Regions from separate parts of the Homo sapiens genome. Here region 1 is linked to region 2. A link is a loop called in an ENCODE intact Hi-C map of the cell type or tissue named here. Cell type or tissue: ovary. All regions are shown on one strand. Links, peaks and the distances in the headings refer to the core of each region. The heading gives the core; the rest is flanking DNA.

Evidence for each region. Hi-C counts contacts between places; a loop is a spot of excess contacts. Peaks named below come from ENCODE experiments on the same cell type or tissue, not always from the same donor. Only the 100,000 strongest peaks of a DNase experiment are listed, where the experiment ranks them.
Region 1: it touches region 2 in a loop (3-fold over the local background); 1 of 110 quality-filtered maps calls a loop at or near these places.

What each region holds. Positions count from the first base shown.
Region 1 is chr3:107,123,069-107,127,728 of GRCh38, forward strand. All of the region lies in intron 2 of LINC00882 (long intergenic non-protein coding RNA 882), which reads right to left. Among named protein-coding and RNA genes, the nearest start is that of LINC00882, 120 kb to the right of the region's middle. In ovary, for the core only: no CTCF peak of the experiment used is centred there; a DNase peak (open chromatin) is centred at 1,943; H3K27ac peaks cover 3,973 bases.
Region 2 is chr3:107,262,189-107,266,848 of GRCh38, forward strand. All of the region lies in intron 1 of DUBR (DPPA2 upstream binding RNA), which reads left to right. Among named protein-coding and RNA genes, the nearest start is that of DUBR, 24 kb to the left of the region's middle. In ovary, for the core only: no CTCF peak of the experiment used is centred there; no DNase peak of the experiment used is centred there; H3K4me3 peaks cover 719 bases; H3K27ac peaks cover 2,522 bases.

The DNA of each region.
Region 1 (4,660 bases), core at 220-4,219, 140 kb before region 2:
AATTTAAAGTGTCATTGCTTTAGAAGGAATAAGTAGTAGAGTATGTTCTTCACATAACCAGTGAATGTGGCAAAGGAAAATTAGCAAACAAAAGCATAATAAATTTATTTGGAACAATAGTAGATTGAATATGTACATCTATTTCTTCTCTGTCCTGAAATTTTCCCCAAATAACAATATGAGAAATAAAATATAAAAGGTACAAGTTCCAAGGAGAAGAAAATAATATAAGACTACTGAAATTGAAAGACTTCAATAATTTTTTAAAAGATAGAAAACAGATATAGGATTAGTAACAGACTTAATATATGAAAGAAGTATGAACAGAGTGTTCTACAAAGAGGACTCCTTGAAAGACTCTGGATTTGAACTATCAAAATAGTTACTCCTATCAAAATAGTTCAAATAGGAGTAAGATGTATATGATTATAACCAGAGGCATTAATTAAAATTCTTTATGTGAAAATATTAGATCAGGCTGGGCACCATGGCCCACACCTGATGCCAGCACTTTGGGAGGCTAAGGCTGGTGGATCACTTGAAGCCAGGAGTTTGAGACAAGACTGGCCAACATGGCAAAATCCCGTCTCTACAAAAAATACAAAAATTAGTCAAAGGTAGTGGGGTGCACCTGTACTCCCAGCTACTTGGGAAGCTGAGGCATGAGAATTGCTTGAGCCTGGGAGGCAGAGGTTGCAGTGAGCCAAGATCATGCTACTGCATTCCAGCCTGGGGGACAGAGCAAGACTGTCAAAAAAAAAAAAAAAATCTATAGGCCACTCTCAACCATCCTTGCATCCTTGGCAGCTTGGTGGTTATCCCTCTCACATCTCACCCCCACCATTACTGCTTCCTTAAAGGACAGGATCTGAAGGCTTCAGATTTAGGGCACCAGGCCTAAGTAGAAGGTAGGAAGGTGGGAACATGGAGCTGACAATAGGACTGAATAAGCAGTTTCACAGTGAATAGTAGATCCAGCCTCAGCCTCCTTCCTCCTCCCTGCTTATAGAATGCTAGAGCTGGGCTTAAAGCCCCATCCCAAGATAGTATATGAGAGGATGCCTCCCTAGAATAAATCAAATAGTCCCAAAGAAAAGACACTCCAAATTTGAAGGCTTCTAATGAAAGAGCTGAGTTCCCCTGGACTACCCTGTAAATTATCAGCAAATAAGTTCCCCTGGCCTGCAGCTTCCAATCAACTTTCTATTGCTTCAATCTTCAAACATGACTGCCACAAGTGTTTTAGAGAAATTTCCAGCAGAAAAAAATTTAGAAATAGGGGAAAAAAGAAAAAATAGGAATACAAAGGAAAAAGAGGCAATGCAGGGTATAAGAAAGAATTTTTTTTAATTGGCCATTACTATTCTCTGAGAAATGAGTTTATGTCAGTAACAAAGAACAGAATACTATTTAAAAGGAATAATGAGAGACAAGAAGCCCTTGAAAATTCAAAACAGGACAGCTAAAATTTAAAACAAATCAATGAAAGGAAAAGGGAAATATTCAGTTTTGTTTCAAATATGCCTTTTTTGGTTGTGTTTGGCACCTAAGAAAAAACTAAATATCCCACCTCTATTTATCCCTAAAAGACATTTTGTATATTACAGGAAGAGATTCCCAGGTCATTAGATTATATATTCATAATTTTGGGCTTTTTAAAATGAAATTCTTAAGAGCATATGCTTGCCTTGTAACCAAGCTCATGCTCAGCTACTCACCACTTGCAAAAGCAGTAACAAGAATGAAGTGCAGTGAAAAGGAAAGTGACTTTATTTTCCAAAGCTAACAGTGGGGACGCAGCTGGCTTTTGCCTCTAGGAACCACTTCAAACTTTAGGCTGGAAAGAGGGGCTTACAAAAGGGAACTTGGAATGGGAGGCATGAGGGAGGGATGCTGAGTCCAAGGTCTGAATGTTTTGTGCTATCTCAAGCCTTGGGCCATCTGGAGCACAGGCTGGTGTCATCTCAGCACTGGCCAGGTTGATGACTAACTGCCTTGAGGTAATCTCTGGAATTTGGCAGCTGGGTCTCTATGCTTTGTCTGTTTTAAGATTAGCCCCTTGGAACTTCTAAGTAAGCACATAATTAGATACAAGCATACAGTTAGATAAATGTGCACGAGGTGAGGGAGTGTATGGCAGGAAAGGGAGGGACATGGTGTTTCAAAGAAAGTACACTCCAAGGCCATATTTTAAGACTAAGGAGAAGAAAAAAAAGGGGGGTTTGCAGTAAGCTTCAAGGTTATATCTTCGGACTGGGGGAAAACAGTTTTAAAATAGATTTTCAGGCTAGACTGTTCAGCTTTACTGCCTGGATTGTAAATTTTTGTAGGGCAGGAGTCAAAATTCCTCAGTTTACACTTAGGTTTCACAGAACCTGGTACATTTTTGGTCCTCACTAAGTGTTGTAAGAAATCCTTTTTGCAAATATTCTTAATTATTCTAAACATGTCTACATCTTTTAGGATGGAAGAAGCAGGAAATGTTCAAATAAGTTTAAACATATTACGGGGGATCTACTAAGAGAACAAGAAAAATAACCACTATTTTTGAGTTAAATAATGGTAGTAAAACAGAAGAGGAAAAATAAAAGATTGTATTTCAAAGTGAAAACAATAAAAATGTGAAAATACTAAGTTAATCAGCAAAGAGTTATGTTACTTATTGAATACAGCATGAAGATGGATGCCCTGAGTTTTTCTAATATCATACAACAAATATTTATCAATGGCTATGTGCTAATCACTGTGCTAGATGTGTTTGAGATGTAGAGATGAAAACAATAGAGCATCTCTCTTTAAAAAGCACAAAGTATAGCAAGACCAGATTAAAGTAGAATATGATAATCCCTTTTCTTAGAGGACATACAAGCACTGTATACACATTTCAGGCTAGAGAAAAAATTGGTTGGGATATGATTTTAGAAAAAATCAACTTAAGCAGAACCTTGAAGACAAGTCAAGAAGACCAGAACGAAAAAGATATTTTGAGCTGGGACGATAAACCACTGCAGTTTGCCCAGGGAATGAGGCTTTGTCTGTGATGGTGAGAATTTCAGGGCTAAAACCAGTAAAGTTCTAGGCCCTCAGGAGCATTGTGCACCACATAAAGGAGTTTGGAGTATAATCCTAAATCAATGCAGAAACATTGACAGGTTTTTCCTCAAGGAAGGGAAATATTCTGATTTGTCTTTGGAAAGATCATTCTGACTGCCCTGTGGAAGGTAAATTGGGAAGCTAAGACAGGAGGAAAGTGAACTGGTCAGGGAGCATCTCTACTAATTCATGGGGAAAAAGACAGAGAAATATGGAAGCTTTAATGAGGATATTGGGGGAGAGATAAATTCAAGAGATATTTAGGCAGTTGAAACAATAGTATTTAAACACTTATATATGAAGGTTCTATAATTACTCTCATGTTTCTGGCTTAATAGCTCAGCAGATGGAGGTTTCATTCCTCAAGAATGGAAATATAAAAGAAAGAACAGACTTTGAGTGGAGATGTTCAGGGAGGGGAAGATCATGAATTCTGTTGGATGGGTTGAATATAGAAGCCCCATAGAACATCCTAATCAAAGTAGCAGGAGGTGCATATCTTTAATGTACTTCTTGTACCCATGACTAAGCTTTATGATGGAGAAAAAGATTTGTAAATCATCAGTATTCAGGTAGTGGAATGAAAAGAAAATAATACTAACCAATATTTAAATGGTAAGGAGAGGAAAAGGAGCCTAAGGATATGGAGTAGAAGATTCCAGTGAAGAAACAGAACCTCCAAGCCAGACTTCTGTCAAGGAACAATGGTAGGAAAGAGTTTCAAGAAGGCAATGATTGGTTAGTATATCAGTCAGGGTTCTCTAGAGAAACAGAACAAATAGGAGATAGATGATCAGACAGATAGATGATAGACATATATACAGATACACATCTATATCTATCTGTATAAAGAGATTTATTACAGGAATTGGCTCACATAATTATGGAGGCTGAGAAGTCCCATAATCTTCCATCTGCAAGCTAGAAACCTAGGAAACCCCAGTGTATAATTCCAGTCCAAGTTTAAAGGCCCAAGAACCAGGAGTCCAGATGGTGGAAACCCCAGTTTAATGTCTAAACGTTAAACCCCTGCTTTCAGCAGGATGAGATTAATTTCCCAGCTCAAGCAGAGAGAGCGAATTCTCCCTTTCTCCACCCTTTCATTCTGTCCAGGCCCTCCACAGATGGTAAGATGCACAGCCACACTGGGAAGGGCAATGCGCTTCACCCAGTCTCCCAATTCAAACACTAATCTCATCCAGAAACAACCTCACTCTGTTGTTTCACACAAGAAATAATGTTTATCCAAATATATGGGGACCCTGCGATCCAATAAAGTTGACATAAACAATTATGTGTCAGTTTCTAAAGCTTCCAGGAGATCAAAATAGGAAGTCCGAAATGTACCCAAAGATCTTGTTGCTCTGGAGTAAATTAGAGACCTTTTCCAGTGCATGTTTGGTGTCGAGATGGTGACTAAAACTTGATGACTGTAAGTAAGAGTGTCAGAAAGCAAGGAAAGAAATTATAGACTAATATTTCAAGAAGCTTGGCTAAAACAATATAACATTTGGCTCCTGCCTCAGAAAAATGACACTGTTAGAAATTAGGAGTCATCTCGATTCTG
Region 2 (4,660 bases), core at 339-4,338:
CCAGAGTGGGATTAGACTAAAGGATGGGGACATAAAGATACTAGAAAATTCCTAAATGTTTGGAAATTAGCAATATACTTCTAAATAATCTATTAATAAGAGGAAAAAATGCAATGGAAGTCACAAAAATAGTACAGGTTCTTACAAATCACTTTTGTAAGTTGATATGCTTTTGAATTATCCATTTCATACAACAGATTTTTGGAAAACTTTAGAGGAAGCTTGTGGTCTTACTCCATTTCTCTAACCTTTTTTTTTTTCCAATTATAATTCCAGCAACTACTAGACTTACGTTTTTAAAGAACTGTGAAGGGTCTGTCTGAGATTTTTTTCTACTTGCTAAGAAGTTAGCCTATTACAATTTTAAGATGCTGGAAGAAGGCTCAAGACTCCTGGGTCAGAGCTAAAGAAATTTATTTCTTACAACACAGCAAGCAGCATGAGCTTCAAGTTTTTCATTGGTTTCCATGTCTTCCAAATCTCATGGGAGTGATATGGTGCATCTCAGATGGATGCAGCTCACTAGGGTGACCACCTCCCTCATTTACCTAAGACCAAGGGGTTTCCTAATATTCAAGATTTACTTTACTGTAAACAGGAAAGTCTCAGGCAAATTCTGACAAGTTTGTCATCCTGTACACACAAGACTTATATAAGAGCTGAGATTCCCTGAGCTTAGGAGATAGCAGACCTTTAAAGGGACTGCCAGTAACTTGTCCATCCTTTGCCCTGGAAAGAGACATTATCTTTATTATTCTAAATAGAAAGCAAATCTGTCCTTTGCTTTGGAGGGAGACATTATCTTTACCTTCCAAAACTGTTTGCCATGCAAACACACTTAAGAAGACATTTCAGAATAAAAGCTGTCCATGTATCTGCTCTGAAGATGTACAGAAATGCAAAAGATCTGTGGAAAATTGTTTCCCAACAATATTTTTATAAAATTACAGTACAGTTATAGCACATTCATCTCTACTAATCTGTATGCTGGCTTAGAAGAGGAAAATCCTACACTCTTCTAAATTTTCACCGAGTTTCCTTTCTTAATAATCCAATACAAAATGTTTGCTCATTATTTTTAATAGGAAGTTTGTGAAAGGCACCTAAGTATACTGAAAGAGGTCCTCTATCTCTCAAGAATAAGTTGCTATTTTGTCTCAGTAGCAAAGATTTAACAAAGAAAAAGATATTTTCTACTGTCACAATCATCCAAGGACATACTAACTAAATCCTTCCCTTGGCATCTAGCAAAAGAGGTCAGGGTCTGTGAATAAGGCAAGGGAATTTAGGAGTGGGAGGAGTAAATCAGAAAACAAAACCAAAACCAAAAAAAAAAAAAAAAAAGAAAAAGAAAACCCCGTGTTCCTTTTGGTAAATGAAGCATATCCTAGGAGATCAAACTAATCTGGACTTTATGGAAATGTGTGCAGTCAATTTCCTTGGAATTCATCAGCCCGTAGGTTCTAGTCACTCATATTGACTGTAATAATGCAAATTTCAGTGTTCTTTTCCCCGACCCAGAAGAATTTCAGTGTTCTTTTTCCCCACCCAGGAGAATTTCTAGGAATTCCAGGGGAGGTTTCACAAGCACTCATCTAGTCTGTTCTTACCGTTCGTCATCTTTTACCACTGGGTAAACACTGCATATCATGACGTCTCTGGGATGCTGGGGGCCTCCCACCACAGCTGAGGCCTGAGTCCCACAAAATACAAAGCCTCACCACATCGTGTTACTGCATTAACTTTCTATTGCCGTATAGAAAACTACCACAAACATGGTGACTTAAAATAACACAAATTATCTCACACTTCTGGAGCTCAGAATTCCGGCATAGCTCAACTGAGTTCTCTGCTTAGGGTCTCTCAAGGCTGAAATGAGATGTTCACTTGGCTGAGCTTTTGAATATGGAGGCCCTAGGAAGGAAATCTGCTTCCAAACTCATTCAAGTTGTTGGCCAAATATGGACTGAGGTCCATGTTTCTCTGCTGGCTATAGCCAGGAGCCACTCTCAGCTCTTTAAGACCACCTGCATTCTGTGGCACAACCCGCCCCTCCCTAATCTTCAAGCCAGCAACCGTGCGTCAACTCCCTGTCATGTTTTAAATCTCTGACTTCCTCTTCTGATCCTACAGAAAACACTCTGCCTTAAAAGGGGTCATCTGATTAGATCAGGCCCACCTTGATTATCCCCATACTTTAAGGTCAATTAATTCACTTGAGACTTTAATTACATCTGCAAAATCCCTTCAAAGAAGTACTTGGATTTGTATTCGAATGAATAAGCAGAGGTCAGAAATCTTGGGTATGGATGCATCTTTAATTACATCTGCAAAATTCCTTCAAAGAAGTACTTGGATTTGTATTCGAATGAATAAGCAGAGGTCAGAAATCTTGGGTATGGATGCATCTTTAGAATCCTGCCTCCCAGTTACTGTGTGAAGATCCTCTTTCATCTCTGCTTCCCACTATTTTGGAGAGGTGCAGTAAAAAGCAATGTTTGTGCATTTATATGTAAGAATTTTTCGAAGATCAGATCTTTGGGGATTTATGTATAGACCCATTGCTCTCCATAGTATTTCAACCAAAACATAATAGGGTCTTTGCTACAAGTCAAATGAAAATACAAATGTTGATGCTATATACAGAATCGCACAATCACGCAGACAACTAACGCTTTATCACAGAGTCAGACTCATCCTCTCTTAGGACAAATATTTTCTCGGAAATCTCAGTCCTTCAGGAAAACTCTTTTGAGGAGATGGCCTTACCAGTACACCAGGCACGCCCAGACCTGTCTGAATTCCAGTTAAGTCTACAGCCTGTTCTCTTACTCTATTTACATACTATTGATAAGGAATCTCCAAGCTTCCTGTCTCAGAGAATATCAAGCGCTCTGAGCTGCTGCTTTCCGAGGAACACAGAGAGCATGTTTCTTGCTCAGCGGCTAAATGTCTGACTTGTCATTTGAGACAAATGGGGATTTATGCTTCTCTCGTTTCTGTGCTTCCTCAAAGGACAAGCATCAGAGTTTTTGTGCTTGGAAAGAGTAAGGGCAAAGTACCAATTAACCAAAACACATTGCCAGAAAGGACAGGTAGAGAACGATTCAGTGTCATTTCTGCAAGAAGATCTGCAGGTCCAGAGCCAAGTAAAAAAATTAGGCCTTGTTTTCTAAATATAGCATGGAGAATAGCAGAATCAAAACAAGAATGGCATTTGCATTATGGGAAGGAATGATTTAGACCTTTCCTTTTACTTTTTTCATCCAGTTTGCTTTAAACACACAGCTCAGTTGTGAACTGACTGAACTGTGAAGAAGGCAGACAGAAATGTAAGTGGGAAAAAAGGCCACCAACCAATCTTTAATATTTTTCAACTTTGATTGGTAACTGATGTTGGATAAAATCACCCTTGCCAGAAAGTAACTTCAAAAAGCAGGACACAGCACTAGTACTCAGGCTACATAATATGTGTCATATTTTTTTTTCAAAGTCTAAGATCCACATAATGCTGTTCATTGTTTGGCAAAAACAAACAAGTTAGATTTTGTGTCTTGACTTCTGAAAACATGTGGAAAATAGCCAAATAGATTGGTCAGTATATTGTATGTTTTTAAGGAGTTCTACTAAACCACTCATTCAATAGACAGTTGATAAAATCAGCCAACAAAGGCAATGAAGAATTTAATTTCAGAATTTTATTTTCCTTTTATGAGTCTCAAGATAATTTACGTAGAAGAGAATGATGGGCATGAGGAGAGATACCTTCCAGGTTTATATTCTACTCCCCCTCAAAACTAAGGAATCTGAGCCACAACCAGGTTATATGTTTATGCTTAACCAAGGAAAAATGATAGAATCTCCTATAACAGATATAATAATCCTATAATAATTGTCCATTCCTAACTCTGTGGTTTCAAATCAGAACAAAAATGAAAAATAAAGTAAGTGGATACATGGGGAAAAGGAGAGGCTATTTTCTGTCTGTGAAGAATTAAGGTAATGAATTTTCACAAGAAGAAATTTGACATCGAATCTAAATTATTGGAAGACAAGTATATATAAATCATTTCCATATTTATGCTTAGCCAGCCATGGCTTCCAAAAAATAGGTGCAAGTATTAAAATTCAGGTAAAATGAGAAGTAATAACCCAAATCACTTAAATCTTAGCTTCTGTTAACCATAGATAAAGACGTAAATAGTACTTAATAGCTGAAAACTACCAAAAGAGCTTTGAGATGTAATGGTTAAGTGTTGGGACTGGAAGTCACATAGACTCATGTTTGGTGCCTAATTCTGCCCTTTTTGTGACTGGGTAGCTATAGGTATTTTTCTTAACTTCTCTGAGCCTCAGTTTCCTTGCCTATAAGGTATAAAGAACACCTTTCTTGTTTTTCTACTGCATATGTCTTCCATGGCCTCCTTTCTTCATTCCTCCTATTGTGAGATAATGTGGCAGAGACTGACTACATAGTCCCCAAACCTGTTTCTTATTTCTGGGCCAGCAGCTGAATGATGGTGTCCAATAGCCATGCATCCAGGTGGCCCATATGACAGGCCTCTCCAACAGAACAGAAGCAGAAGTTATGTGTCTCATCCAGTATGAGGCAGTTTCTTTTCCCCTCACAGGGTAATCTTGGAGGCCACATTTTGAAGAT